Linked DNA regions of Homo sapiens: region 1 is linked to region 2. Evidence: read pairs that join two places in POLR2A ChIA-PET (ENCODE). Cell type or tissue: PC-9. All regions are shown on one strand. Links, peaks and the distances in the headings refer to the core of each region. The heading gives the core; the rest is flanking DNA. Region 1 overlaps NUP160 (nucleoporin 160). Region 2 has its middle 21 kb from the start of NUP160.

Evidence for each region. ChIA-PET counts read pairs that join two places held together with the same protein. Peaks named below come from ENCODE experiments on the same cell type or tissue, not always from the same donor. Only the 100,000 strongest peaks of a DNase experiment are listed, where the experiment ranks them.
Region 1: POLR2A ChIA-PET joins it to region 2 with 6 read pairs; 4 of 35 experiments call an interaction of 5 or more read pairs at or near these places.

What each region holds. Positions count from the first base shown.
Region 1 is chr11:47,803,767-47,819,904 of GRCh38, forward strand. It overlaps NUP160 (nucleoporin 160), which reads right to left. Exons shown (of 36, transcript NM_015231.3): 10 at 15,608-15,692; 11 at 14,290-14,358; 12 at 12,180-12,263; 13 at 11,713-11,883; 14 at 9,550-9,649; 15 at 9,116-9,281; 16 at 8,536-8,663; 17 at 8,298-8,458; 18 at 4,630-4,763; 19 at 3,304-3,374; 20 at 2,387-2,546; 21 at 783-852. It also overlaps the pseudogene RNA5SP340. Among named protein-coding and RNA genes, the nearest start is that of NUP160, 37 kb to the right of the region's middle. RefSeq lists enhancers at 9,614-10,114, 10,115-10,615. In PC-9, for the core only: no CTCF peak of the experiment used is centred there; no DNase peak of the experiment used is centred there.
Region 2 is chr11:47,861,636-47,877,773 of GRCh38, forward strand. No RefSeq gene overlaps it. Among named protein-coding and RNA genes, the nearest start is that of NUP160, 21 kb to the left of the region's middle. RefSeq lists enhancers at 90-159, 1,545-1,594. In PC-9, for the core only: no CTCF peak of the experiment used is centred there; a DNase peak (open chromatin) is centred at 8,326; H3K27ac peaks cover 858 bases.

The DNA of each region.
Region 1 (16,138 bases), core at 9,099-13,098, 55 kb before region 2:
TCAGCAATTTTCCAATTTTTGGTATTTATTGGTTCAATGACTAGATTCCAGTAAAGGATTTATATGAAAACAATAGTACATTTGAATTACTATGAAGAAAACCTAGCAGAGACAAATTCTTAAAAAGACACTCTAGAGGCCAGGCACGGTGGCTCATGCCTGTAATCCCAGCACTCTGGGGAGACGGGTGGATCACCTGAGGTCAGGAGTTCGAGACCAGCCTCGCCAACATAGTGAAACCCAGTCACTACTAAAAATACAAAAATTAGCTGGGCGCGGTGGCACGTGCCTGTAATCCCAGCTACTCGGGAGGCTGAGACAGGAGAATTGCTTGAACCCAGGAGGTGGAGGCTGCAGTGAGCCAAGATCATGCCACTGCACTCCAGCCTGGGCAACAGAGTGAGACTCCGTTTCAGGAAAAAAAAAAAAAGATACTCTAGAAAAAATCACGTTAGGAATTATACTGTCCAGAGAGAAGTAGAGAAAAATCTCTCTCTTTAAAAATTTATTTTATTACTTTCTTTAAAAGCCTTTAGAACCAGGTATTCTCTCAGCCAAGTACTAACCATGCCCAACCCTATTTAGCTTCGTAGATCAGACAAAATCAAGCAAGTTCAGGATGGTATAGAAATAGAGAACAATCTCTTTGGGGTATGTCTTCACATAATCAAGTTTAAATTATTGTGGTTCTTTAAAATGCAGTTAACATTTACAAAGAAAAAAATTCAGCAATCCCATGCTTTACAAGAATGTGTAGACATGAAATGTTCAAAGGAACTCACCTGCAATTGTACATATTGGCAATTTCCCATCAAACATTCTAGAAAGAGACAACCAGGATTGCTAGGCCATCTAGTCATTGGTTAAGGATATTTCTTAATTTTTGTTGGCAAATCTTAAACATATACATTGGGCATCAAATTCAGAAAAGTCCATAAAATAGCTTAATTTACATAAACAAGGCAGAGAAGTTGGCCAACCACATGTTCTTTCATCATCACTAGAATACAGTTAAACAGTTACTTTTATACCAGGAGACTTGTTATAGTGCTTAGAACTCAGATAACTATGGAATAAAGCATCTATTTCACCAGGCACGGTGGCTCACTCCTGCAATCCCTGTACTTTGGAAGGGTAAGGTGGGAGGACTGCTTGAGCCCAGGAAATCAAGACCAGCCTGGGCAACACATAAGAGTCCTGTCTCTAAAAATAAATAAATTTTTAAAAGCCTGTATTTCATTCCTGGGTGTTCATTTTCAATTCCAGCTGGTGTACCGCAGAACACAGTATTGGTGCCAGTGGACATCCAGCACATAACATGGTACCTGGCATATAGAGTCATTCAATAAATATTTGTTGAATGAATGTCTTTTTTTTTTTTGAGACAGAGTCTCACTCTGTCGCCAGGGCTGGAGTGCAGGGGCATGATCTCAGCTCACTGCAACCTCTGCCTCCAAGGTTCAAGTGATTCTCCTCCCTCAGCCTCCTGAGTAGCTGGGACTACAGACGCATGCCACCAAGCCCAGCTAATTTTAGTATTTTTTTGTAGAGGCGAGGTTTCACCATGTTGGTCAGGCTGGTCTTGAACTGCTGGCCTCAAGTGATCTGCCCGCCTTGGCCTCCCAAAGTGCTGGGATTATAGGCATGAGCCATTGCAGCACCCAGCCAAATGAATAATGTCTTTTTTTTTTTTTTTGAGACGGAGTCTCACTCTGTTGCCCAGACTGGAGTGCAGTGGCGCAATCTCGGCTCACTGCAAGCTCCGCCTCCTGGGTTCATGCCATTCTCCTGCCTCAGCTTCCAAGTAGCTGGGACTACAGGCGCCTGCCACCATGCCTGGCTAATTTTTTTTTGTATTTTTAGTAGAGACAGGGTTTCACCGTGTTGTCCAGGATGGTCTCGATCTCCTGACCTCGTGATCTGCCCGCTTCTGCCTCCCAAAGTACTGGGATTACAGGCGTGAGCCACTGCGCCTGGCCGAATAATGTCTTAAAACAGACCTAGGTATTTCATTACATAGGCAGAATAAGAACCTTAGACTATTTAGATAGAAGAGAGCTGCTTTTTTTTTTGAGAAGGAGTCTTGCTCTGCCGCCTAGGCTGGAGTGTGGTGGCGCGAGCTTGGCTCACTGCAACCTCCACCTCCCAAGTTCAAGCAAGTCTCAGCCTTCCGAGTAGCTGGGATTACAGGTGCAGGCCACCACGCCTGACTAATTTTTGTATTTTTAGTAGAGGTGGGGTTTCACCATGTTGGCCAGGCTGGTCTCGAACTTCTGGCCATAAGTGATAAACCTGCCTCCACCTCCCAAAGTGCTGGGATTACAGGTGTGAGCCAACATGCCCGGCCAGAAGAGAGCTTTTCACTGGCTTCTAAATAAAAGGATACAAAAGCTGCAATAAATAACTGGTAATTGCAGTAATCATTTCAGGCCAATTCAATCCAGTTTGGCTCAGAGGTGCCTTTGGCTGAGAGAAGAGGTGAGATATAATGTGTTTTCTTGCAACTTCTTGGAAGAATAACTCCACAATAGTCTGAGGACTAGATACTTAAAAAGAAAAAGTTATGACAGTTTTGTGTAGTGGTAATTATCAATTTTCAATTAAAATAGTCTATCAATTCATTTTATGCTTGTAACAAACAATTTAGCACTTCAAAACAGAAAATGTATCACGGGTATATATCCAGTGGCAATATAAATAAAAGTAGTCTGTAAATTGTGAGGCACTATAAAAATGCAATAAAAACACCATTCACATCAAAGTTATAGTCATTTCTTTTCACTGATCTCACAAGACTTAAGTGCCTTCCCTAGAAATTCTTCATGATAAATACAATTAGCCCCAGGATTTCAACTTTTATACCAGAACAATACAAAATAAATTCTCCAGAATAATGGTTTTCAAACATGAGGGATACTTTTAAATATCTGTTGACTAAGATTACAAAAGTTACCATGAACGAATAAATTTTTAAATGATTTTGTTAATCACTGGAGCATCAAAACAGAATGGGAAAGCAGCTATACACACACACACACACACACACACACACACACACACACACACACACACACACACACACACACATATATATACCATATCCTTAACATATGCCTGATCTGGTACTACAGTTTCACAGACCCCATGCCACAAACGGAGATCTCAGGCCACAGCTTACTCATGCCTTCTGAAAGCAAAGAGCCTAGCCAACCTTTCTATGGCAAAGGTGGCAAAAGACCACTTTAATGAATATGCAATAAATCCCCAGTTTAAAATGAAATGTGTACATAGTCCACTCCTTACCAAACCTATTTGCCATTAAAGCACCAGAGTCTGTTAATTCCAGTACTGATAAGTGTTGGAGATTAGACTCCCTGTGAGAAAAGGGGAAAAGACAGCTTAGTAAATTCTCCTATGCTAAACATTACTTCTACAAGCTCTTCTACGAAGAACACTGTCAATTTAATTAATAAATTGCACATAAAAGCTCCACTGAAAGCACAAAAAAAATTGGAAATCATTATAATATAGATTGTTGCCCATAATATCACTTCGTGACCCTTCAATGAGGAGCCAGAGCAAACAGGATGGTTTATCTTATTGAAAATGTGAATCTCGGCGGGGTGTGGTGGCTCATGCCTGTAATCCCAGCACTATGGGAGGCTGAGGCGGGTGGATCACCTGAGGTCAGGAGTTCAAGACCAGCCTGGCCAACATGGTGAAACGCCACCTCTACTAAAAATACCAAAAATTAGCCAGGTGTGATGGCAGGCGCCTCTAAACTCAGCTACTCTGGAAGCTGAGGCAGCAATATTGTTTGAATCAGGGAGGTGGAGGTTGCAGTGAGCCGAGATCGCACCATTGCACTCCAGCATGGGCAACAAGAGCGAAACTCCATCTCCAAGAAAAAAAAAAAAGTGAATCTTGTAATTCTTGGATTTGGCTATAAAGAAGCTCAGCCTACCTAAAGTAACAAGCGTAACATTTTGTGTATGGTCTTTCCTTCTGGTTTCATCGTATTTTATATTCAACATAATTTATATGTACACACAAACGTGTAGTACATAAGTATAATACATAATTTATTTGTACACATACATACAGTCTATGATTACATGTGACTTATTTTCATTCTTATAAGTTGCCTTCAACCTGTAACAAATAAAGGCACCAAAAAGCTCTCTGAATCTTAATGGCATATAATTTTACGGCATCCTGTTAAAAATCTTTTTCCCGGCTGGCGTGGTGGCCCACGCCTGTAATCCCAGCACTTTGGGAGGCCAAGGCAGGCAAATCACCTGAGGTCAGGAGTTTGAGACCAGCCTGGCCAACATGGTGAAACCCCATCTCTACAAAAGTACAAAATTAGCTGGGCATGATGGCAGGTGCCTGAAATCTCAGCTACTTGGGAGGCTGAGGCAGAAGAATCACTTGAACCTGGGAGGCGGAGGTTGCAGTGAGCCGAGATCATGCCATTGCACTCCGGCCTGGGTGAGAGAGAGCGAGACTCTGTCTCAAAACAAAAACAAAAACAAAAACAAAACACTAAAACTTTTTCCCTTTAAGACAAGGGGAAAAATAATTAAACTCACAATTTACATTTTAAATAATTGGGATAATGAAACTCACAGTGTGTCAAGTGGAACATCAGTTGCCAAGCACTCACTTCCCCATTTAATGAGGTAATAAGATAAGAGTAGGGGAGCTGTTCGATGTAGTAGGTCTTGCTGAGCTTGAAAGAGCTGACCAGTTCCCCAAATCACCTATACATTATGGGTAGGTGGACCAGACAAGAAATTATAGCAATTAGTAATGGTAACTCTTACGGCTCAGGTGGAGGTAAAATAAAATAACAAATACAAAGGTCACAATACTGTAAAAGCAACACGTTTTACATTTTACGGTAGCAAGTGGCAAAATATCTTCCCAAACATTAACAGTCAAAAAATAATCAAAAACAGCTCACCAAGTAACGGAAGCTCATGATGAAAAGAAACCAACAATAAAAAGCTTAACTTTCATTAAATCTGTGGGTTCAGAATTAAAGAAGAGGGCCAGGCACAGTGGCTCACACCTGTAATCCCAGCACTTTGGGAGGCTGAAGCAGGCAGATCACTTGACCCAAAATTTCGAGACCAGACTGGACAACACAGTGAAACCCCGTCTGTAGTAAAAATTACAAAAATTAGCCAGGCATGGTGGTGGGCGCCTGTATTCCCAACTATTTGGGAGGCTGAGGCAGGAGAATCGCTTGAACCCAGGAGGCGGATGTTGCAGTGAGCTGAGATCGCGCCACTGCACTCCAGCCTGGGTGACAGAGCAAGACTCCGTCTTAAAAAAGAAAAAAAAAAATTAGCCTGAGTGGTGGTATGTGCCTGTAGTCCCAGGTACTCAGGAAGCTGAACTGAGCCCAGGAAATCAAGGCTGCAGTGGGCCGAGATTGAGCCACTGCACTTCAGCCTGGGCACAACAGAAGTGAGAACTTGTCTCAAAAAAAAAAAAAAAAAAAAGAATTGAAGAGACACAGGGAAATCTAAATTCTCTCATATACTGCTGGTGCTGGGTAAAAAAACAGGTATGACCATTATTATAAGCAAATTTGGCAGTACTACCAAAAGCCTTAAAATGTGCATTACCTGTAGACCAAATTCTAGTTTTTAGAACTTATTCTAGAGATATAATTAAAGATGTACAGAAAGTGGCCAGGCACGGTGGTTGACACCTGTAATCCCAGCACTTTGTGAGGCTGAGGCAGGCAGATCACTTGAGGCCAGGAGTTCGAGACCAGTCTGGCCAATATGGCGAAACCCCATCTCTATTAAAAATATAAAAATTAGCTGGTGTAGTGGTGCGCATCTGTAATCCCAGCTACCTGGGAGGCTGAGATATGAGAATTTCTTGAACCCAGGAGGCGGAGGTTGCAGATTGCACCACTGCACTCCAGCCTGGGCTACAGAGCAAGACTCTCAAAAAAAAAAAAAAAAAAAAAAAAGATGTGCGGAAAATTATGGACATAAAGGAAAAACTGGCAACAAAAAGAAAAATGTTGAGATTTATAAAGTGGAAGAACAGAACAACCAGATTACAAAAAATACTATGTAGTTTATTTAAATTTCACAAACAAACCAAAAAGAATGTGCATGGAAAAAAACGTATATAGCAAAATTTAAGTAGTAATCACTGGGTAGAAAATTATAAATTTTTTAAATTTTTGCTTATATATATTTTGTAAAGGTTCTACAATGAATATCTTATTACTTCTGTGTTCAGAAAAATTGACAAAAGTTATAATTTAAAAAACAAAAAACCTGAAAAAAATGGAAGAATCTACATAGATCAAAAAGAACTTAGTAAAGGCTAACCAACCTAACAGACTTTCAGGAAAGGTTCATTTTTCAACTTGGTGATCTTAAACAAATTATCTTCCCAATTTTTTTTTTCTTTTTTTTGAGATAGGGTCTCACTCTGTCATGCAGGCAGAAGTGCAATGGCGCAATCACAGCTCACTGCAGCCTCAACCTCCCAGGCTCAGGTAATTCTCCCATCTCAGCCTCCCAAGTAGCAAGGACTACAGGCTTGCTGCACCATGCCCGGCTAATTTTTGTATTTTTTTGTAGAGATGAGGGTTTGCCCAGACTGGTCTCAAACTTCTAGGCTCAAGCAACCAGGCCACCTTGGCCTCCCAAAGTGCTGGGACTATAGGTATGAGCCACCACATCTGGCCTTTTTCTTACTCTTGCTTGAAATTCTACCATTAGCGATGTATCTGGGTTTATAATTTCTTTTTTTTTTTTTTTGGAGACAGAATCTCGCTCTGTCACACACGCTGGAGTGCAGTGGTGCAATCTTGCCTCACTGCAAACTCTGCCTCCTGGGTTCAAGTAATTCTCATGCCTTAGCCTCCTGAATGGCTGGGATTACAGGAGTGTGCCACCAGACCCCGCTAACTTTTTTGTTTTAATAGACATGGAGTTTGGCCATGTTGGCCAGGCTGGTCTCGAACTCCTGGCCTCAAGTGATCTGCCCACCTCAGCCTCGCAAAGTGCTGGGATTACAGGTGTGAGCCACTGTGCCCAGCCTGAGTTAATACATTCTGACTTAAAATGTATAAGTACATTTATACATTTTAAGTCAGAATTAAAATGGGAGCCCCAAAGGACTTTTGGCTATTTACACATTAATATGAATTGGTTTAATTAGATTCCTTCTTTGACAGGCTCAAATGAGATTACTGACTTAGAAAAAAATGGGATGTCTGACTGTGGGGAGAAAAATAATTTCTTAGCATGGGACATTCAGTAGGGTGGGTGATTAGGACTATATATTAGCAACAAGAGTCTGGTGGTCTAAGAAGAACAGAATGAAAAAGAAAGCACAGAATAGAGTTAGGAGGACCACAAAGATAAACCTGCATCTCAAAACTGTGTTTAGGGTAAGCCTTGCACTGTAGAGAGTTCTTAGGTTGGGCAAGGTGGCTCATGCCTGTAATCCCAGCACTTTGGGAGGCCGAGGTAGGTGGATCACCTGATGTCAGGAGTTTAAGATCAGCCTGGTCAACATGGTGAAACCCTGTCTCTACTAAAAATACAAAAATTAGCCGGACACGGTGGCACGCACCTGTAATCCCAGCTACTCAGGAGGCTGAGGCAGGAGAATTGCTTGAGCTGAGATAAGGCCACCACACTCCAGCCTGGGCAACAGAGCAAGATTGTCTCAAGAAAAAAAAAAAAAGAGAGAGAGACAGGAAAAAAAAAGAGTTTTCTTTTTCTTCCTCCATACTAAAGGGTATGCTTACCACATTCATAGTTACTAATAATACTACATTTTGGGAGAGCCAACTTGGGAAAATTTTCCACTACTACACATACAAAGGTTAAGAGTAAAGCAATCTGCTTCATGTATGTTTTTTAAAATCTACTGTTAAGTTCCAGGGTACATGGGCAGGATGTGCAGGTTTGTTACGTAGGTAAACGTGTGCCATGATGGTTTGCTGCACAGATCAACCCAACACCTAAGTATTAGGCCCAGGATCCATTAGCTATTCTTTCTGATGTTCTCCCTCCCCACCGTCCCCTCCATATATGCTCTTAATCTATACTCTCACAAGGATTACAATGCTTATTCATTCTTAATTCAAAAATATTTATAGAGCATCTCATAAGGCCAAGCTTGGGAGAATAAAGCAGTGAACCAAGACAAAAGTATCTGTGCTAGTAGGGCTGACATTTTGCTCCTAAGTGCTTGTAGGCCTATAACAGGTTTTAGATTTTACAAGTTTTCCCTCAAGCAGTACTTACAGCATCTCCAAGCCTCATTAACAGCTGCTGTAAGATCAAAAGATCTCTGCAGATCAGGAAACGAGTACTGGCGATTTTATGCACCCCTCTGCACACAATATACCCTGCTGTGTTACTACCATAGAGCTGGGTAAGATTCATTCGAATATTCAAAGGCTGAGCTGTAAAAAGAAGAAAAATGGAGTTGAATGCATCATTGTTTTAATCAAAGAGGCACATTTGTTGTTCTGTCATTTACCTGGATTGAATCCCTTTTCCATTTCCACTTCTGTTTCATAATCCATTTCCCGTATAAGTAGTCCAATTGCATGGATTGGGTTCCTAATCTCTTGCAGTTTACTACAAATATCCTCCATCACATTTTCTCTATAAGGACAATTACAAAACTCTTATTACTACCGAGAATACGTAAGGCAAGTTCTATATGTCCTATAAGCTAAATACATTATGAAACAAGAGAACCAGATAAAGGAATGAAGATAATCACTCTGGCATATAAGATACAGTCCCTATGCATAGCAAATTTCCTCTCAGTTTTTCATAAACAACACACAAAACAAACATGAGAAGAACACTTTTGCTTTTTAGAATTTTTAGCTCGGTTAATTGTTAAAGCATATTTTATAAGTCTATTTCTAGACTTGAAGTCGTGTTAAATTTTCTGTTAAAAGTAGAAATATGTACTTAGAATCATGGCGCATCAGTTTGACTTTAAGCTACTATTCTGTACGCTCTGGAACATACATTAAAATTCCAACTTTGGCGCTAAAAATGCTGAATTTCCATTAGGAAATGCACTTTACCCTAATTCTCCTTACACATCAATAGTGATCATATCTTCCAGAATCTGCTCTGCAGCCTTTTCCGGAGACTGTAGGTTATAACAACTCATTTCCATTATAACTGACATATCCACAGTTACTGACTCTTCAATCAGCCGGAGGCATTTTATAAGACATATGACATCCCGAGCGATGTCCACATCTACAAATAAGAGAAAGTTAACATTTATGTCTTAAGCCAATGACAATCTATTGATTGATATTACATTAAAATGTTAATAATTAAATGACAAGAAATCTATCTGAGGTCTCAGAGATGCTTTGGTCTCTTAAGTGTTCATTAAAATATTTGTGGTGTGGTAAAGTGACCAAGACAGGTGTGGCAATCGATATTTTTTGTATCCATGTGAAACGAAGCATAGGGTTTATATAGGAAGGGGATTAAATATGGACATAACAATTACTATTACCATCAGATATGGTTGTCTCATCTTCTGTCAAAAGGTTCTCATAAGGCAGGAGATACAAATGATCCACTAAGGATGAGGGAATAAGGAAAGACAGGTACCCCTGGAAATACAAATTTTCCAGTTACATTTTTGTCAGTAAAATTTTAAAGGTATAAAATAATTGAGATGTGCATCTTATCATGAGGCAAACCCAAGTTGCAATACACTCTATAAAATAATAGGTGTAAGTCTTGGCTGGGCACAGTGGCTCACATCTGTGATCCCAGCAGTTTGGGAGGCTGAGGTGGGAGGATCACTTGAGCCAAGGAGTTCAAGACCAGCCTGGGCATCATGATGAAACCCCATCTCTAAAAAAAAAAAATTAGCCAAGTGTGGTGGCACACAGCTTTAATTCTAGCTGCTAGGGAGGCTGGGGTGGGAGGATCACCTGAGCCTGGGAGGTTGAAGCTGCAGTGAGCCTTAAGAGTGCCACTGGGCCGGGCGCAGTGGCTCACGCCTGTAATCCCAGCACTTTGGGAGGCTGAAGTGGGTGGATCACGAGGTCAGGGGATCGAGACCATCCTGGCTAACACGGTGAAACCCCGTCTCTACTAAAAATACAAAAAATTAGCCAGGTGTGGTGGCGGGCGCCTGTAGTCCCAGCTACTGGTGAGGCTGAGGCAGGAGAATGGCATAAACCCAGGAGGCAGAGGTTGCAGTGTGTTGAGATCGTGCCACTGCACTCCAGCCTGGGTGACAGAGCGAGACTCTGTCTCAAAAAAAAAAAAAAAAAAAAAAAAGAGTGCCACTGTACTGCAGCCTGGGTGACACAGCAAGACCCTGCCTCAAACAAACAAACAAACAAACAAACAAAAAAAAGAAACAAGCATAGTCTTCAAATAACATCATTCTCATGAAAGACAAAGAAACGCTGATAACAGTTTGAGGTTAAGCTAAAGAGACACAATAACTAAATACATATATTAGATTGGATCCTGGACTTTGGGAGGCCAAGGTGGGCGGATCACCTGAGCCCAGGAATTTGAGACCAGCCTGGTCACAACATGGCGAAACTCCGTCTCTATTAAAAATACAAAACTAGCCAGGTGTGGTGGCGCGTGCCTATAATCCCAGCTACTCTGGAGGATAGGCAGGAGAATCGCTTGAACTCAGTAGGCGGAGGTTGCAGTGAGCCGAGATTGCACCACTGGACTCTAGCCTGGGCGACAGAGCAAGACTGTCTCAAAAAAAAAAAAAAGATTGGATCCTGGATCAGGAAAAAAAATTATGGGCACAATTGGCAAAATCTGAATATAAACTATATATATATATATGTTATATTTGGCAAAATTTGAATATAAGCTGTATAATATTATGTCAATATCAAATAACCTGATTTTTAAATTGGGCTGTGGTTATTTAATATCTGTGTTCTTAGATACATGCTGAAATATTTAAGGATATTTAAGGATAAAGGAGCATGATATCTACAACTAACTTCTCAGTAGTTCAGGAAAAACTGTTTAGAGAAAGAAGAAAAGCATATGGAAGTTAACAAATGATGAATCCAGATGAAGGGTATACAGGAATTCTTTGTGCTATTCTTGTAACTCTTACCTTAAGTTGGAAATTACTTCAATATAAAAAGTAAATAGGCCGGGTGTGGTGGCCCACGCCTGTAATCCCAACACTTTGGGAGGCTGAGGCGGGTGAATCACCTAAGGACAGGAGTTCAAGACCCACCTGACCAATATGATGAAACCCCACCTCTACTAAAAATACAAAAATTAGCCGGGTGTGATGGTGTACACCTGTAGTCCCAGGTACTCAGGAGAATTGCTTGAATCCCAGAGGCGGAGGTTGCAGTGAGCTGAGATCACACCACTGCACTCCAGCCTGGGTGACAGAGCAAGACTCCAACTCAAAAAAAGAGAAAAAAAGAAAAAGAAATAAATACAATAAAATACAAAAAAAGTATAGAGAATAACACAGAAAACTATTTAAATGAATGAATCACAATTTTAGGGGAAAAAATACAAATGCAAAGTCCTAAATGCTAACCGCAACATTCACCAGACTAACATTCGGCAAGAGCCACTGAACTTTTTGTTTTCTGAAGGCATTTTGTTATAACAGCCACTGAACTGTCTCAAGAAGGTCTTCTCTATGCTTTAGCTCACTTACTTTTTTCAGCAGGCACACCATGTTTGTGTGTGGATTCAAATGTAGGGCAAGAGGGTGAGAGAGGGCTTCTTGATACTGAAGACAACAGGCATAGAACTTGCACCAGAATTCTTGTTGTAAATTTCGAAACTCCTCCTGGGAGAATTCATACTCTGTTACACTTCCTTGAAGCTGGCAAAGAAGAAATGAAAGAAATTAAACTTTTGATGCCATTCAGGATCTTTGTCCACAAAAAACATAATTGTCCAATATCATTATACTAAGCTACAGCCAAATGAATATTCCTTACGTATTAAAGGCCATAGACTATGCAAATGTGTATCTGATTCTCTAGTTAAAAGGTTTAAACATTTATATGTTCCAACAAACAAGGTCAAGTGAAGAATTCCAGTAATTCCTCGGTCAGTACCAATCTGCCCTATATCAAGATGGAAGGAATTCTTATTCTTTCTCTACCCAAGCCTCACCTCATTTTCAACAGCTAAAGTAACTTCTTTCTTCAGTTCACTCCAGGAAAGATCCAAATTCCTCTCAGTTCCTCGGCAGAAAATCTAACATTAAAAGACATTTTAGACTTCTATATAATAGCCAAAACTGAATGGAAAACGTTTCAGTTTAGAAGACATAGAGGCAATATAAAACTATATAATAGAGATTTGGCATACCTGGAACACACATCACCCAAGAGAAAGTTAAGAAACTGGGTGTATTTAGTCTGGAGAAAGGTGACCTGGAAAGATTCTTAAAATACTTGAAGGGTTGATTTATAGAAGAGAGGCTTCCTTTTCAATGACACAGTTTGGGAATAATAACTCCCACAAGAGGTAGTGACAAAGTGGTCAGTGGAGGTAGAGACAATTAAAGGCTGAATAACTATCACAAAAGCCTCAGAAGGCATTTCTGTTTTATGTGGGAGGTCAGTCTAAAATATTCTAATATAATTTTCAATTATATGAGTTATTGTATTTTAAATCCATCCATGAAGCTAAGTAGTAATTTAAAGAAGCCTATGCAAGCTGGGTGTGGTGGCTCATGCCTATAATCCCAGCACTTTGGGAGGCTGAGGCGGGTGGATCATTTGAGGCCAGGAGTTCGAGACAAGCTTGGCCAATATGGCAAAACCTTGTCTCTACTAAAAACTACAAAAATTAGCCGGGTGTGGTGGCATGCGTCTGTAGTCCCAGCTACTTGGGAGGCTGAGGCAGGAGAATCACTTGAACCCAGGAGGCAGAGGTTGCAGTGAGCCAAGATCGTGCCACCGCACTCCAGCCTGGGCAACAGAGCGAGACCCTGCCTCAAAGGGAAAAAAAAAAAAAAAGTCTATGTAACTTTTTGTTGTTGTTTTAATAGAGATGGGAATCTTGCCATGTTACCCAGGCTGGTCTTGAACTCCTGAGCTCAAGCAATCCACCCCCTTGGCCTCCCAAAGTGCTGAGATTACAGGTGTGAGCCACTGCACCCAGCCAGAAGCCTTTGTAACCTTAAAAAATCCTTTCAGTTTTTTTTTTTTTTTTTAAGATAGGGTGTCACTCTGTTTCCCAGGCTGGAATGCAGTGGCATGATCAAGGCTCACCATACCCTTTACCTCCTGGGCTAAAGCAGTCCTCCAACCTAGGGCTCCTGAGTAGCTGGGACCACAGGTGCATGCCACCACACCTGGCTATTTTTCTATTATTATTATTTTTTTTAGAGATGGGGTCTCCCTCTGTTGCCCAGGCTGCTCTCAAACTCCTGGGCTCAAGTGATCTTCCCTCTTCAGCCTCCCAAAATTTTGGGATTACAGGTGTGAGTCACTACCGTTGGCCAAAGAATCCTTTTGTAAAGCACTGGGCTTCTCTTATACAATGAATTTGAAGCCAAAAACTTTTTTTTTTTTTTTTTTTGAGACAGAGTCTCACTCTGCCGCCAGTTTGGAGTGCAGTGGCGCAATCTTGGCTCACTGCAACCTCTGCCTCCCGGGTTCAAGAGATTAATTCTTCTGCCTCAGCCTCCCGAGTAGCTGGGACTATAGGCGTGTGCCACCACGCCCGGCTAATTTTTGTATTTTTAGTAGAGACGGGGTTTCACCATGTTGGCCAGGATGGTCTCGATCTCTTGACCCCGTGATCCATCTGCCTCAGCCTCCCGAAGTGCTGGGATTACAGGCGTGAGCCACCACGCCCGGCCTAGAGTTTTCTTGAATCTGAACCAAGTCAGACCTTCACTGTCCTAATAAAAAGGTTAAAACAGTATAACCAAAACTAAACAAAAAACCACTTTAAGTTTCTCTCAAGTACAGAGATTCTATACAGTGCAGTATGGTATCTTTTTACAGTACTGTAGGTAGAGGTTTCTCTTTCTAACTCTGGCATGTGTCACTGATTACTGGGAAAGTGGTCCCCCCTCCAACCTCTCCACCATGAATACTGTATTTAATGGAAAGAACATTAAAAAAATTATAAAAGTATTTACAAACACACATATGTATGAATACAGAAGTACATTCAGTGTTTAATATATGCAAAAACTTAATAGTAATTATATACAGTAATAAAATAAGAAATAGTCTTAAACAAACAGTAAATTTTTTTTGCTGACCTGTAAAGCCTTACATAAAGCTTCATTTGTGAATTGTCCTGGTGTAAAAAGACTTTGCAGATACATCTCCTATTAGAACATTAAAACAAAAGTTACTATTGTCCTAAACAAAATTTGGAATTCAACACATAACACCAAAGTTTGAGTTTCTACTATATGAACATTGCCATTTTGCCCTTCTATATGTGGGCAATAACAGTAGTGCGGTTACATGTTTTCACACTGAAAGTGAAGACTGCAATGTCTTTGAGTCAACTAGAGGTACTATACTTAAAATGGTGTGTTCCTCACGGAGAGCTTCATTGGGTTCCGGCAGAAAACAAGCTTTGTCAAATGCCAATCTTAAATGGAAGAAGCAAATCTAATTGGTGATATACACTGGTAAGAGAACAAGTAAACGAAGCTGGTTTCTACACCATCTATGGTATTCATTTTATGACTCACATGTAAAAGAAATGGAACCAGTAATAATAGGTATTATATGCAAACAAAACAAAACAAAACAAAACAAACAGCAATAAACTCTCACAAGTAGGGAAATGAAGTAGAGAGAACAACATGGAAAAATCTCATATTGCCTAATGATTTTGACCAACTCTCCTAAACCAGATTTGCCCCCAAGTAGTAAATCTGACTAACAGTCATTCAAGTTTCCTTCCTTCTACTGAGATGATAAAATGACCAAAATGAAGGAGAAAAACAACAGTTTTAGTAATCAGCATATGATTTTGGCTTTTAGACAAAAGCCAAGTGCCAGTAGTTAACTGGAACAATAAATAACTACCACCAATAAACTCTTGGGATTAAGAGTGCAGTAATATTCAATTTAAGATTTTTGAAGTATGTTTTCTACTCCTGCAAATAGTCATTGTTTCAGATCCCAAGCCCATAATCTTTAATGTCATTGTAATACTAAGGCATCAACTGAAAGCTTTTTTATTTATCCTGAGGGTGTCCCTTAAAAATGTGGAGATTTGGCCGGGCACGGTGGCTCACGACTGTAATCCCAGCACTTTGGGAGGCCGAGGTGGGTGGATCACCTGAGGTCAGGAGTTGGAGACCAGCCTGAACAACATGGTGAAACCCCGTCTCTACAAAAGTACAAAAATTAGCTGGGTGTGGTGGTACGTGACTGTAGTCCCAGCTACTCGGGAGGCTGAGGCAAGAGAATTGCTTGAACCTGGGAGGCAGAGGTTGCAGTGAGCCAAGATCATGCCACTGTACCCCAGCCTGGGCCACAGAGCGAGACTCTGTCTCAAAAAAAAAAAAAAGATCAAAGTAAATCATTCCCTTATATAACATTTGAGCATCTACTTACTCTGGGGTCTTGATCATCTCTGATGACAATCTCTTCCTCTGGCAGAGGCTGCATAAAAACTGGATTCCACTGACCTGCAACATTACTAGAGACAAAAAAGTCCACCAGTTTATACAGAAATGATCACTAAAAATGAAATGTATGCTGTTGGCAGTATCTGGGCAGGGAGGACCCCATCACGGAACCCGGCAATGACTGCTTCATCAATTCTATTAAAAACATTTTTTTTTAAATAAGAAAGAAAGAAACATTTTTAGCAGAGCCTAGTTTTTATACAAGTTTGCTTACCATGTTTTAATAATTATCTTCCTAAAATTGAAACTCATTGTTTCAGATCTCAAGCCCATAATCTTTAATGTCATTTTAACACTAAGGCATCAAATACAAAGAATAACTAACTTTTATTCTGCATTTATTATTTGCTAGATATTATGCTAGATGCAGTTTTAGACATTATTCATGTATGCCTTATAATTCTTTGAAGGATATAGTACTCCCATTTCACAGATGTACACAGTGAGGCTGAGGGTA
Region 2 (16,138 bases), core at 5,902-9,901:
GCATGATCATAGCTCACTGCAGCCTCAATCTCCCAGGCTCAAGTGATCCTCCCGCCTCAGCCTCCTGGGTAGCTGGGACTACAGGCACATGCCACCATGCCTGGCTAATTTTTAAATGTTTTGTAGAGATGGAATCTCTCTATGTTGCCCAAGCTAGTCAGGAATTCCCCTTGACAGTTTTGAGAAGTACTGAACAAGTATTTTGTAGAATGTCTTTTGTCTGATTTTTCTCTTAAAAAATCATGATTAGATTAGGGTTATGAGAGGAAGACCACAGAGGTAAAGTGCCATTCTTGTCCCAGCACAGCAGCAGGGGTACATGCTGTCTGCGTGACTTTTCGCTGATTATGTTAAGCTTAGTCACTTAGCTGAGGTAGTGTTTGCCAGATTTCACTGAGCTTTTTTTTTTTTGAGGCGGAGTCTCACTCAGTCTGTCACCCAGGCTGGAGTGCAGTGGTGCGATCTCAGCTCACTGCAACCTCTGCCTCCTGGGTTCCAGCGATTCTTCTGCCTCAACGTCCTGAGTAGCTGGGATTAAAGGTGTGTGCCACCACACCTGGCTAATTTTTGTATTTTTAGTAGAGACAGGGTTTCACCATGTTGGCCAGGCTGGTCTCGAACTCCTGACCTTGTGATCCGCCTGCCTCGGCCTCCCAAAGTGCTGGGATTACAGGTTTGAGCCACGGCGCCCAGCCTCACTGTGCTATTTTTTTAAAATAAAAAAAGTTCTCAAGCAAACTATAGGTCAATAGAGGACTTTAAACTCCATGGGGGCAAGATCTTTGCCTGCTTTGCTCACCACTGTGTATCCAGTGCTGAGCACATTTCTGACAAATAGTAGGTGTTAATTAGAATTTGTTGAAAGAGGGTCAGGCATGGTGGCTCACGCCTGTAATCCCAGCACTTTAAGAGGCCGAGGCGGGTGGATCACCTGAGGTTAAGAGTTTGAGACCAGTTGGCCAACATGGTGAAACCCCGTCTCTACTAAAAGTACAAAAATTAGCTGGGCGTGGTGGTGCATGCCTGTAATCCCAGCTACTTGGGAGGCTGAGGCAGGAGAATCGCTTGAACCTAGGAGGCAGAAGTTGCAGTGAGTCGAGATCATGCCACTACACTCCAGCATGGGCCACAGAGCGAGACTCGTCTCAAAAAAAAATAAAAGAATTTGTTGAATGAAAAAGTGGGAAGATAAATAAATTAACTTCTCCAATATGATGGAATACTGGCAATTATCATAAACATTTGATGATGTGAAAAAATGTAAAGTATTTATTGCTCAGTGAACAAAACAATTAGAAAACAATTTCTATACATTCAGTTTTCTATGAAGTGTGTTTGTGTGTGCAGAAAAATAACTAGAAGAATGTTGTCAACATGTTAACAGTGGTCGTTGGTTATTGCTGGGTGGGAAGGGAATGGGGATTTTTATTTTTTTCTTTGTTCCATATTTTTAAAAATTGTCACAATAAAAAGGAATTACTTTTTGAATCAGAAAAAGGAATAAAAATGGAGAAAAGTTTTAAACTTCAAAAAGATTCCCGAGCAAGGAAAACAGATATTCCAATACAATACTCAGCAACCACGTTATTTAGCCATGTATTAGTATCTGTGAAGGAACTGAAATCAGTGGTGCAGTGCAGAGAGGGTGTTGTCCTCAAAGTTCTGCAGTTTCTAGGAAACAGGGTACACTAGGCACCATCTGTTTCTGATTTAGAGCATTAGAGTTACAAGATCATAAGCCGTATCTTTGTTACTCTCATAACAAATTGTTTAAAGTTAAAAAAAAAGAGTAAAGAGCAAAACCAAATGCACAGGATGCCAGAGTGAATGGCATTATTGTATCATTTGCTTTCTCTTCCCAGGGGCTTTGCATTTTAAAAACACATGTTGTGGTTTTTCTGTGATTATCTTTCCACTTCCTGTGTTGTATCTCCTTACTGTAAATATCCTTTTGTATAGTCATGCTTTTTTCCCCTTGCGTCTTACATGTGTGTCTTTCTTAATATTCACTTTCTCCAGTCTTCTACTGTTTATTTTCCCTAATACTAATTTGTATGAGTCCATTGGTATTTTTATTCTCCAACAAGATTTTTTTAGAACCCTGGTTTCAAATCCTAGTCCCATCTTTTATTAACTGTATGGTCTGGGGGAAATTGCATAATTTCTCTGAATGTTTCCCGCTGAAAATAAGGACAATATTAGGTAACCAATGGGAGTATTGCAAGGATTAAATGAGTTTAATATAAATACATAGAGGATCTAGCCTAGGGATGGGCACAAACATGGCACTTAACCCTTGGTATCTTTTCCTTCCTTCTCTCCTTCTGTGTATCCTCTAATACTATGTCTCGAGTTATCTTTCTAAAACACCAACACATACTAAAGGGTCAAGTCTAACCTTAGCAGGTTTTCAGGGTCCTCCTCAAATAAGCCCCAACCCATCTTTGTGGTCTTACTACCTTCTGGGCACATTCCTTATACACATTACTCTCCAACCACACAAATTACTAGCTGTTGCCTAAATATATGTTACTGTTTCTTCTCTCCCTGACTTTGCAAGTGCCATTTTCTGTGTCTGCAAGTCTTTCCTGCTCCTATCTGACAAACTCCTTTGCAAAGCCTTCTCTGACAGCTTGAGGCCCCCATGCTTCCCTCTGACCATAGTAATTTGTTCAAATCTTTACGAATACAATTCCTTATTCAAGTGTCTGTATCATTCACTCACGTATTCGACAAATACTTACCCAGCTGCTACTATGTGCCAGGCAAATTCTGGTGGGAGTGCAAATTCTGGTGGAATTGTGAGATTCCATAAAGGCAGGGGTCCTGTCCTGTCTTGGTGTTTAGCACTGGCGAAAAGCAAGCACTCAGTATTTGTTTGTTGAATGTTGAATAAAATGAGAGCTTTTTTCTTCAATAGTCAAACTGAAAATTATAATGCTACCAAACACTTCCTCAAAGATAAAGGGCACATTTTCTTTTACATGTAACATATTATTGTGTTTATTAACACTTCCAGGGGGCTCAGAAATATTCCTTTGCTTCAAATGTTCTCCATCTGGAAGAGTTTAGCTAATTAAACCAAAGACTACAGATGAGTTGGCCCAATTTATCTCCAGGATGAAATCCTTTTTTTCCTCCAGAGAATTCCTCAGATAAATATCAAGGGTCAATGTTACTTTTAGTAACATACAGTTTTTGAAAGTCTTAAAAATGTTTTAAATTTCTAAATTCGGTTTAAAAATACTTTTGAAAATCTTATTTTTAGTTTAAATTTACCAGTGAACTTTAGTCTACACAAAAGCATTTGTTTTGACTCGAAATGATGCCAAATCACCAACTGGTGAATAAATTGGTAATTAATCTACAAAAGGGAAGTTAGAAAAAAATTCTTTCTCTTCCCCTCCGCCTTTTTTTTTTTTTTTTGGTAAGTTTAGATCCCTGTTAGCGATGATATTCTGTGCAGATTGAAAGCTGACTCAGAGAAAGCTATTATTATCCTTCCTTTTTCAGGGTTTAAAGTTTTCATTATTAACATTTGCCGACATTTTTTAGCTTTCATTCTCGTCCTTACCCTGTTCCCTTCTCCATTCCCTTCTAATGTGTAGAAACATGTGAGCCCTGTTTTCTTGGATTCATTTGGATCTCCCTTTGTGCACTTAACAGGACAATTATGAAAATTCATGTGCTGATTACATGCTGATTTTTTTGAGCTTCAGAATGAAAACACTGTAGGCCAGTCGTGATGGATCATGCTTGTAACCCCAGCACTTTGGGATGCCAAGGCAGGCGGATCACCCGAGGTCAGGAGTTTGAGACCAACCTGGCCAACATGGTGAAACCCCATCTCTATTAAAAATACAAAAATTAGCTGGGTGTGGTGGTGGGCGCCTGTAATCTCAGCTACTCAGAAGGCTGAGGCAGGAGAATCACTTGAACCTGGGAGGCGGAGGTTGCAGTGAGCTGAGATCACGCCACTGCACTCCAGTCTGGGCAACAACAGTGAGACTCTGCCTCAAAAAAGAAGAAAAAAAGGAAAAGAAAAAGAAAACACTGTATAACTTCAAATTAACATCAATTAAATAATGTCCACAATAGCTGAGTTTTATTTATGTAAATTTAGTTATTCAGCTAAGCTGAATTTTTTTTCTCTAGTTGGAGACAATTTATCCATCTCCTGGGTTATATCATGAGATTTAAACTGATGGGCCCTGATAGGAAGAAGCTAAATTAGATTTTAATCAAAGAGATACTATGCAAAACTTGGTAGTGAAGAAAGGAAATCTAATGTCCAATACTGCCATCCTTGCCAGGCAATGTCCTTGTATGTAGAACTGACTCAACAGAATTTTCTTTTTTTTTTTGAGACAGAGTTTCATTCTTGTTGCCCAGGCTGGAGTGCAGTGGCGTGATCTCAGCTCACTGCAACCTCCGCCTCCCGGGTTCAAGCGATTCTCCCACCTCAGCCTCCCTAGTAGCTAGGATTACAGGCATGCACCACCACCCCTGGCTAATTTTGTATTTTTAGTAGAGACAGGGTTTCTCCATGTTTGTCAGACTGCTCTCGAACTCCTGACCTCAGGTGATCCACCTGTCTCAGCCTCCCAAAGTGCTGGGATTACAGGCATGAGACACCGTGCCTGGCCGGAATTTTCTTTTTCCTTTTTTTTTTTTTTGAGATGGAGTCTCGCTCTTGTTGCCCAGGCTGGAGTGCAGTGGTGCGATCTCGGCTCACTGCAACCTCTGCCTCCCGGGTTCAAGGGATTTCCCTGCCTCAGCCTCTCGAGTAGCTGGGACTATAGGCGTGTGCCACCAGGCTTGGCTAATTTTTTGTATTTTAGTAGAGACAGGGTTTCACCATGTTGGTCAGGATGGTCTTGATCTCCTGACCTCGTGATCAACCCACCTCGGCCTCCCAAAGTGCTTGGATTACAGGCGTGAGCCACTGCGCTCAGCCCAGAATTTTCTTAAAAGCTAAAAGCACGCAGGGGTAGGTTGGAGAGAGAATTTTCGAGAGTGAAACAGAACACAGAATTTTTTAGAGTGAAACTACTCTGTATGATGCTATGATGGTAGATACATGTCAAAACTCACAGAATATTCCACTTGAGGCCATGAGTTCAAGACCAGCCTGGCCAGCATGGTGAAACCCCGTCTCTACTACAAATACAGAAATTAGCTGAATGTGGTGGCGTGCAACTGTAATCCTAGCTACTTGGGAGCTTGAGGCAGGAGAATCGCCTGAACCTGGGAGGCAGAGGTTGCAGTGAGCCGAGATTGTGCCACTTCAACCTGGGCTATAGAGCAAGACTGCGTCAAAAAAAAAAAAAAAAAAAGCTAAAGTCAGTATGGGGTCAAAGAACCTACAGAAGTTCATCTGGCTCCATTTAAATGAGGCCTTCTTTGAGTGCTCGTTCACATCCTATTCAACCCTCTTTTACATGCCCTCCTGGGACTGTCTCTCAGCCTTTCCCAAGACTGTCTTCCTCCTTCCAAATTCTTCTTCTTTTTTTTGAGACGGAGTCTCGCTCTGTTGCCAGGCTGGAGTGCAGTGGTGCAATCTCGGCTCAATGCAACCTCCACCTCCCAGCTTCAAGTGATTCTCCTGCCTCAGCCTCCTGAATAGCTGGGACTACAGGCATATGCCACCATGCCCAGCTAATTTTTGTATTGTTAGTAGAGATGGGGTTTCGCCATGTTGGCCAGGATGGTCTTGATCTCTTGATCTTGTGATCCGCCCACCTTGACCTCTCAAAGTATTGGGGGGATTACAGCATGAGCCACCGTGCCCTGCCCTCTTTTTTTTTTTTTTGAGGCAGGGTCTTGCTCTGTTGCCCAGGCTGAAGTGTGGTGGTGCAATCTCAGCTCACTGCAACCTATGCCTCTCAGGCTCAAGCCATCCTTCTACCTCAGTCTCCTGAGTAGCTGGGGCTACAGGCATGCACCACCACACCTGGCTAATTTTCATATTTTTTGTAGAGATGGGGTTTCGCCATGTTGCCCAGGCTGGTCTCGAACCCCTGAGCTCAAGTGATTCACCTGCCTCGGCCTCCCAAAGTGCTGGGATTACAGGTGTGAGCCACTGCACCCAGCCCCCATTCTTCTTTGTGGGGACAAAAAGGTCAAACAAGGACAAGGGTTAGGGAATGGCTGGGGAATTCAGATAATTGAGTTAAACAGATAGGTTCTTTGGTCACCATAGCTTCAAATAATAGATTTGATCAAATCCTGAATGGTGTTTGGCATTTTATAGGACCTCAAAAGTTTGGATAGCTGTCACCACACACTTTTCTCATTCCTCTTCTCTAAGGCCCCCATAGCATTTCCTCGGAAATCATTCTATTCATCCTTTATTCCCTGGTAGTGTCAGAGGAGATTAGTCACTTTTTCCAGCCTCTGGCAGAAATGCTTCTGCTAACTTGTGCCTTGGTATTATAAGGAAGGTCCATGAAATTCATCACTGTGCTTTGAGAAAGATGTTATTGACCGGGCACCATGGCTCATGACTATAATCCCTTTGAGATCAGCCTGGACAACATGGCAAGACCCCGTTCTCTACAAAAGATAGAAAAATTAGCCAGGTGTGGTGGTCCTGTAGTCCCAGCTACTTGGGAGGCTGAGGTGGGAGGATGGAAGCCCAGGAGGCAGAGGTTGCAATGAGCCGAGATTGAGTCACTGCACTCCAGCCTGGATGATAGAGCCAGACCCTTTCTCAAAAAAAAAAAAAAAAAAAAAAAAAAAAAAAAAGCTGGGGTGCAGTGGCTAAAGCCTGTAATCACAGTATTTTGGGAGGCCGAGGCAGGTGGATCACCTGAGGTCGGGAGTTTGAGACCAGCCTGACCAACATGGAGAAACCCCATCTCTATAAAAATACAAAATTAGCTGGGTGTGGTGGCACATACCTATAATCCCAGCTACTCAGGAGGCTGAGGCAGGAGAATCGCTTGAACCTGGCAGGCAGAGGTTGCGGTGAGTTGAGATCACGCCTATGCACTCCAGCCTGGGCAACAAGAGGGAAACTCCGTCTCAAAAAAAAAAGAGAAAAAAAGGTATTAGGGAAATTCCTTTGGGAGGACTCATGGGAAAGATTATAGCTCTAGAAGAATTGTGCTACACCTATGCAACTGATATGTTTATCCTTTAGAGACTATGCATTTTGTACCTCATCTGATTTCTCCCTTTGTGTTGATTACCAGGAGTTTCTTTTCTTCTTCTTATACTTTTTTGAGATGGAGTCTCGCCCTGTCACCCAGGCTGGAGTGCAGTGGTGCAATCTCAGCTCACTGCAACTTCCGTCTCCCCAGTTTAAGCGGTTCTCCTGCCTCAGCCTCCCTAGTAGCTGAGATTACAGGCATGCATCACCATGCCCAGCTAATTTTTATATTTTCTGGTAGAGATGGGGTTTCACCGTGTTGGCCAGGTTGGTCTCAAACTCCTGACCTCAAGTGATCCACCTGCCTCGGCCTCCCGAAGTGCTGGGATTACAGGCATGAGCCATTGCACCTGGCCTTACCAGGAGTTTCCGAGTCAACTTTTATGCCATCTATAGCAAAAACTTCATGACTTGCATCTTACCTCTATACCTTTACTTTCCCTTTGCTATGTGGTTTCTGTTTCAAATTTATTTTATCTTGCTATAGTGTTTGTATAAGTGGCCTTTAGATTATTCTTGTAAGAAGATAGGGTATAGATAAATAAGTAAAATAGACATTTGTAGATAAGAAAATCCAGAGAAAAGTGAGTTCTTTAAGGCAGCAGATAGCTCCATTGATAAAACCTAGGCTTGCCACAGATTACCCACAGTACAGTGAAGATTATATTAGAAAATGCAATGCCCTTTTAAGCGCCATGTCAATCCTTATAATATAGATAAATAAAGCAGCGGGTGTGTGAATTGCATTCAAGTCATGGAGCCCAGGAACCATTGAATGAATGGTAAAGCAGTACTCTAGGAAGGTCTTTTTCAACTTGGTTGTTAGTGCAGATTAGATTCTTCTACAGGAGAAAAGTCTCAAGTGACCCAAAGGAAGTGATTCATAGGGGACAAAAGCAGAGGGTGGTGACAGAAGCCTAAGATGGTGTCCCAGAGGGAAAGTGGGCAGTGCCAAGCAGAAACTACAAAAAAAAAATAAGCATTTGTTGAAAGACAAGTTCATAAGCCATCCAAACCAGGGTCACAAGCTCCCAACAGAGTGGCTAGAATCTCTGCTGATGAATTGAAGGAAATTTGCAATAAGGAAAAATACACCCATTTGAAAAGAAATCCAGTTCATAAGGTCAGCCCAACCCAAAACATCAGTGAACAGGAATTTGGTTCACTGAACAATACCAGTCTTGGTCCTACAGTGGCCAACTCATTCCTTTACAAAGTGAATACAGTTCACACCTATTTTTGTACTGAAAATTCTACAGAATAGCTTTAAGAAAAATCCTGGACAGTCAGGAACTCTAAAAAAATTTGACCTTGTTTTCTAGCACAGCTGGGTGGCAGTTTGTGTCCCTTTTACGATGTTAGCAATTGCCAGTTTCACTCAACTGCCACAAATGGGGGTAGTAAAATTCCAATTACCTCATACATGGAAACTCTATTAGGAGAGACAGACAATGTCACATTTATGATATTTTACATTTAAATACCAGCAAGTAACAAATGCCCACAGGCTATGCCAAGGACAAGTAAATAATATCAATCTCTTGTAGATATGATGACCATAATAATTATAATCGCTCATACTTACATAGTATTTGCTATGAGGCAGGCATGGTGCTAAACATTAACACACATTAACTCATTTAATTTTATCCTCACAACAATCTCCTTTAAGGTAGTCACATAAGGTAGCTACATATAGGCTTGGCCATTTCCTTCTGTTCTCCCCTCCCCTCCCCTCCCCTTCTCTGTCTGTCTCTCTCTTTCTTTCCTTCCTTCCTTCCTTCTCTCTCTCTCCTTCTCTCTTTCTCTCATTCTTTCTCTCTTTCTCCCTTCCTTTCTTCCTTCCTTCCTTCCTTTCTCTCTCTCTCTTTCTTTCTTTCTTTTCTTTCTTGACAGAGTCTCATTCTGTCACCCAGGCTGGAGTTCACTGACATCATCATGGCTCACTGCAGCCTCAACCTCCCGGGCTCAATACATTCTCCCACCTCAGCCTCCCGAGTACCTGGACTATAGGCATGTGCCACCATGCCTGGCTAACTTTTGTATTTTTTTTTGTAGATACAAGAGACAAGGTTTCACCTTATTGCATAGGATGGTTTTGTTAAACTCCTGGGCTCAAGCAATCTGCCTGCCTCAGCCTCCCAAAGTGCTGGGATTACAGGAGTAAGGCACCGAGCCCGGCCTGGCTTTGCCGTTTTCAGTGTGTCTATACTTATACGTCTCACTGTCATACACTAGGTCAAAATTACCCCAATCTTGAATATTTACTGCCCCCTTCAAATTCTTTGGGCAAGTGGGGTAAGGAGTACCAGATCTACCATTCATTGAATCCCTGCACTGTGCCCAGCTCTGTGCTAGGTGCACACATCCATCACAACCCCCCACTTTTTTTTTTTGAGACAGAGTTTCCCTATTTTTGCCCAGGCTGGAGGGCAGTGGTGTGATCTTGGTTCACTGCAACTTCTGCCTCCCAGGTTCAAGTGATTCTCGTGCCTCAGCCTCCCGAATAGCTGGGATTACAGGTGCCCACAACCACCCCGGGCTAATTTTGTATTTTTAGTAGAGACGGGGTTTCACCATGTTGGCCAGGCTGGTCTCAAACTCCTGACCACCTCAAGTGATCTGTTTGCCTCCACCTCCCAAAGTGCTAGGATTACAGGTGTGAGTCACTGCACCTGCCCAGAATTTGCATCCTTAACTATGATTCTATACTGTCACTGTGCCAGACTCCATTTGAGGGGCTGGGTGTCCCAACTGCTTTTGGGTTTAAGATTTTGAAATATGTTGGAACATCTAATTTTTGAGCTTCTATAACTGGTCTTAAGTCATGGAGTTGGGGACATTTGCAGTTCTTTTCACGGGGATAAAGTAAACTTGGGTACATCCCAACAAGTGAGATGCACTGATTCCACCATAAGAACCATGTGGTGAGGGCCATGCCTTAGGGGTGGGGGAGCTACAAGACAGAAGAGCTGGGCCTCTGATGGCATTGAGGAATGAGCTGCTTCACCGTGGAGGGGGACAGACTTGTTTTGTTTAAACCACTCTATTGGGTCTTTGATACCTGCACATGCACCTTACTAATAGACCTCTGAATTTTTTTTTTTTTTTTTTGAGACAGAGTCATTCTGTGCTCAGGCTGGAGTGCAGTGGGGTAATCTTGGCTCACTGCAACCTCTGCCTCGCAGGTTCAAGTGATTCTTATGCCTCAGCCTTCTGAGTAGCTGGGATTACAGGCATGTGCCACCACACCCAGCTAATTTTTGTATTTTTAGTAAAGATGGGATTTCACCATGTTGTCCAGGCTGGTCTCGAACTCCTGGCCTCAAGTTATCAGCCTGCCTCAATCTCCCAAAGCGCTGAGATTACAGGCGTGAACCACTGCACCTGGCCGATATACCCTCTAAAAATTAAACTACTTGTTTTGATCACCTCCTACTTATCTGTTGGGAAGAGAGGGATGCTTGCCCTAGAATTATGGAGATGGCCAAACCCGTGACACCCAATACTGGGCAGATGAGACCCACAGCAGTTTATTAGTCACATAGATTCAGGCAGGGGAGGACTCTGCCCCTCACAGAGCCACATGGCGGTTACACCCGGGAAAAGAGTGAACTGTCAGGGGCTGGAAGGGTCAAGCTTTGCAGTATCAAGAGGGTGAGGGGCTTCCTGATTTCTTAAGGAGGATGTGATTGGCTTGTTTGAATAATTCCATGGGAACTGAAACCTGCTACTCAGGAATAAGCAGGAATTGCACCTAGTCCATTTGATAGTGAGGGTTATCTGGCTAGAGGATCTTATCCACCGGAGCAGAGTGGGGAGGAAAACTTGCTGTCAGGCCACTCAAGGCCCCCCACACCCAGTTCCAGTCAAGACAGCACATAATATTGATTTTAGGGTGGGGTGTGGTGGCTCATGCCTGTAATCACAGCACTTTGGGAGGCCGAGGCGGTGGATCATGAGGTCAGGAGATCGAGACCATCCTGGTCAGCATGGTGAAACCCTGTCTGTACTAAAAATACAAAAAATTAGCTGGGCGTGGTGGCGGGCACATGTGGTCCCAGCTACTCGGGAGGCTGAGGCAGGAGAATGGTGTGAAACCGGGAGGTGGAGCTTGCAGTGAGCTGAGATTGCACCACTGCACTCCAGCCTGGGCGACAGAGCCAGACTCCATCTCAAAAAAAAAAAAAAATTGATTTTAGGCCTTACATCACACTACTGACACATGCAGGGAATCAGAGTCAGGTTATGTAGCCCCTCTGGAAACAATAATGTGACTCCAAAGACATAAATGTAAGTTGATTAGAAGTCTTTTTTTTTTTTTTTTTTTTTTCCGAGACAGAGTTTCCCTCTTGTTGCCCAGGCTGGAGTGCAATGGCGTGATCTCAGCTCACCACAACCTCTCCCTTCCAGGTTCAAGCAATTCTCCTGCTTCAGCCTTCTGAGCAGCTGGGACTATAGGCACCTGCCACCAAGCCCAGCTAATTTTTGTATTTTTAGTAGAGACAGGGTTTCACCATGTTGGTCAGGCTGGTCTCAAATTCCTGACCTCATGATCTGCCCGCCTTGGCCTCCCAAAGTGCTGGGATTACAGCCGTGAGCCACTGTGCCTGGCCAGAAGTCTTAAATAGAAAGAAAGAATGTATTCATTAAATAAGGATTTGATCAAACCAGAAGATGGAACATTTCCTGTTCTTTCAAGCACTGACCAGGAAGACTCAGCCAACATACTTGTAGGATTTCTGGTCCCATTGACTAGTCACCCTTGTTGTGGAGATGGAAGCATCTGATTAGGAGAGTCCGATGCCATTCGCCTTTAAGTCCTTGTTCTCCGCAGCAAGCACCTTCTCATTCATTCATTTGCATTCAACAGATTTATTCAAAGCTGACTTTTTTTTTTTTTTGAGATGGAGTCTTGCTCTGTCGCCCAGGCTGGAGTGCAGTAGCGCAATTTCAGCTCACTGCAGCCTCCACCTTCCAGTTTCAAGCGATTCTCCCTGCCTCAGCCTCCCGAGTAGCTGGGATTGCAGGCACCTGCCACCACAGCTGGCTAATTTTTGTATTTTTATTAGAGATGGGGTTTTGCCATGTTGGCCAGGCTGGTCTTAAACTCCTGACCTCAGGTGATCTGCCACCCTCAGCTTCTCAAAGTGCTGGGATTACAGGCATGAGCCATCGTGCCTGGGCACATTATGATTTATTTTAAAAGAGCACTTAAATGTCATATGGAAAATAACCATTTTTAGCTTTGAGGAAGGAGCCAGAGTAAGGTAGGGACACCAGCTAGGAGTTTCTACAGGAGTCCAGATGAGAAATGATAGTTGCTTAGAACAGGGTAGCTGACTGGAGAGAAGTGGACGAATCTGAAACATACTTTTGAAGTACAATCCTTCTGACTTGTTGGTGGGTTGGATGGGGTAGGAGAGAATGGGGGAAAGAGGAGGAAAGTATGGCTCCCAGGTTTCTGGTTGGAATGGTGGGCAAGAATGATGGAGTAAAGATTAGAGGAGTAGATTAAGAACTAAGTTTTGGGCCAGGCGCAGTGGCTCACACCTGTAACCCCAGCACTTTGGGAGCCCCAGGTGGGTGGATCACCTGAGGTGAGGAGTTCAAGACCAGCCTGACCAACATGGTGAAACCCTGTCTCTACTAAATACAAAAAATTAGCCGGGCATGGTGGCAGGTGCCTGTAATCCCAGTTACTTGGGAGGCTGAGGCAGGAAAATCACTTGAACCTGGGAGGCAAAGGTTGCAGTGAGCTAAGATTGTGCCACTGCACTCCAGCCTGGGCAACAAGAGCAAAACTCTGTCTCAAAAAAAATAAAATAAAATAAAAAAAGAAGAACTTACTTTTGGATATGTTGATATGTTAGTTTTTTGTTTTGTTTGTTTTTTGATATGTTAAAGATATCTTTTTTTAAAATTTATTTTTATTATTTATTTAGTTATTCATTTGAGACAAGATGGTGCAATCTTGGCTCACTGGTACCTCCACCTCCTGGACTCAAGCAATCCTCTTGGCTCAGCCTCCCAAGTAGCTGGGATTACAGGCACATGCCTCCATGCCCACCTAATTTAGTAGAGATGGGGTTTCACCATGTTGACCAGGCTGGTCTCAAACTCCTGACCTCAAGTGATAGGCCCACCTTGGCCACCCAAAATCCTGGGATTATAGGCATGAGCCACTGCGCCTGGTTGAGTTCAATGTGACCTTGAACTTCTGGGCTCAAACAATCCTCCTGAGTAGCTGGGACCACAGTCACGTGCCACTGCACCCAGCTGATTTAAAAAAACGTTTTGTATAGGTGGAGTCTTGCTTTGTCATCAAGGCTGGTCTCAAGCTTCAATCTATCCTCTCACCTTGGCCTCCCAAAGTGCTGGGATTACAGGCATGAGCCACTGTGCCCAGTCTGGTATTGGGGGAACCCGCCCCCAATATTTCAACGTAGGTTCTTTCTATTTTCTGTAAGAGTCAGCCAGCTGAGAAATAAAGAGAAAGAGAAAGAGTACAAAGAGAGGAATTTTTTTTTTTTTTGAGACGGAGTCTTGCACTCTTGCCCAGGCCGGAGTGCAGTGGTGTCATCTTGGCTCACTGCAAGCTCCGCCTCCCGGGTTCACGCCATTCTCCTGCCTCAGCCTCCCGAGTAGCTGGGACTAAAGGCACCCACCACTACGCCTGGCAACTTTTTTGTATTTTTAGTAGAGATGAGGTTTCACCGTGTTAGTAAGGATGGTCTCAATCTCCTGACCTTGTGATCCACCCACCTCAGCCTCCCAAAGTGCTAGGATTACAGGCGTGAGCCACCGCACCTGGCCCAAAGAGAGGAATTTTACAGCTGGGCTGCCGGGGGTGACATCACATATTGGTAGGACTGTGATGCCTACCTGAGCCACAAAACCAGGAGTTTTATTAAGGATTTCAAAAGTGGAGGGGGTGCAAGAACAGGCAGTAGGTCACAAGATCACATGCTTCAAAGGGCAAAAAGAACAAAGATCACATGCTTCTGAGGAAACAGGACAAGGGCAAAATCAGAAACTCCTGATAAGGGTCCAGCAAAGATCACAAGGCAAAGGGCAAAAGCGGAATTACTGATAAGGGTCTATGTTCAGCGGTGCACGTATTTTCTTGATAAACATCTTAAACAACAGAAAACAGGGTTCAAGAGCAGAGAACCGGTCTGACCTCAAATTTACCAGGGCGGGGTGTTTCCCCACCCTAGTAAGCCTGAGGGTACTGCGGGAGACCAGGGCGTATTTCAGTCCTTATCTCAACCGCATAAGACAGACACTCCCAGAGCGGCAGTTTATAGACCTCCCCCAGAAATGCATTCCTTTCCCACAGTATTAATCCTTGCTAGGAAAAGAATTTAGCAATATCTTCCCTACTTGCATGTCTGTTTATAGGCTCTCTGCAAGAGGAAAAATATGGCTCTATTTTGCCCGAACCCACAGGCAGTCAGACTTTATGGTTGTCTTCCCTTGTTCCCTGAAAATCGCTGTTATTCTGTTGTTTGTCAAGGTGCACTGATTTCATATTGTTCAAACACACATGTTTTACAATCAATTTGTACAGTTAACACAATTATCATAGTGGCCCTGAGGTGACGTACATCCTCAGCTTACAAAGATAACAGGATTAAGAGATTAAAGTAAGACAGGTGTAAGAAATTATGAAAGTATTATTTGGGAACGGGTAAATGTCCATGAAATCTTCACAATTTATGTTCCTCTGCCGCGGCTCCAGCTGGTCCCTCCATTCGGGGTCCCTGACTTCCCACAACAGCCTGGCATGTCTTTAAATCATTCAAGTGGAGATATCAAGTAGACATCTGGGTATATGAGACAAGAGCTCAGAAGAGTAGTCCAGGGTAAAGTTACACATTTGGGAGCAGGACTGGTTACATAATTTGTGGGACCCAGTGCAAAATGAAGATAAATAGCCTCATGTTAAAAAATTATTAATAACTTCCAGACGTCAAGAGGATAACATCAAACCAAGCACAGAGACCTACAGGTAACTGCACAGGTCACTTGCCCATGAAGCCTATATGCGATATTTAATTTGGAAATTGATCAGATTATTTATGGAGAGAGAGTTATCAGGAGAAGGAATGGGGACCCCAAATAGGACCTTGAAACCTGTGTATATGCTGGTAGTCACAATGAGACAATACTGTACGATCCCACTTATGTGAGATACCTAGAATAGTCAAATGCATAGAGAAGGAAAGCAAAATGGCAGTTGCCAAGAGCTGGAGGGAGGTGGGAATGGGGAGTTCATGCTTAATGGGTACAGAGTTTCACTGTGGGAAGAAAAAGTTCTGGAGATGGATGGTGGTGATGGTTGCACAACAATATGAATGTATTTAGTGCCACAGAGCCATACACTTAATTAAAATGGTTAAAAATGTTAAATTTTGTTATGTATATTTCACCACAAAAAAAAAATGCTGGCCAGGCATGGTGGCTCACACCTGTAATCCCAGCACTTTGGGGGGCCTAGGCAGGAGGATCAACTGAGGTTAGGAGTTTGACACCAGCCTGGCCAACATGGGGAAACCCCGTCTCTACTAAAAATACAAAAATTAGCTGGGTGTGGTGGTGTGCACCTGTAATGTGAGCTACTCGGGAGTCTGAGGCAGGAGAATTGCTTGAATCTGGGAGATGGAGGTTGCGGTGAGCTGAATCGCGCCACTGCACTCCAGCCTGGGCGACAAGAGCAAGACTCCCTCTCAAAAAAAAAAAATTGCTTTTCTCTCTACACTTCTATTATCCTTCATGTGCCTGGCTTTTCTTTTCCTACCTCTCTGGCCACTTCTCAGTCTCCTCAATTCCTTCTCTACCTGAATGAGAAATGCTGCAGTTCTTCCTTTCTTCCTCTATTCCTTCCTCCCTTCCTCCCCTTCTCTCCGTCCCTTTCTTCTTCTCTTCCCTCCCCTCCCCTCCCCCTCCCTCCCTCCCTTCCTTCCTTTCTTCCTTCCTTCC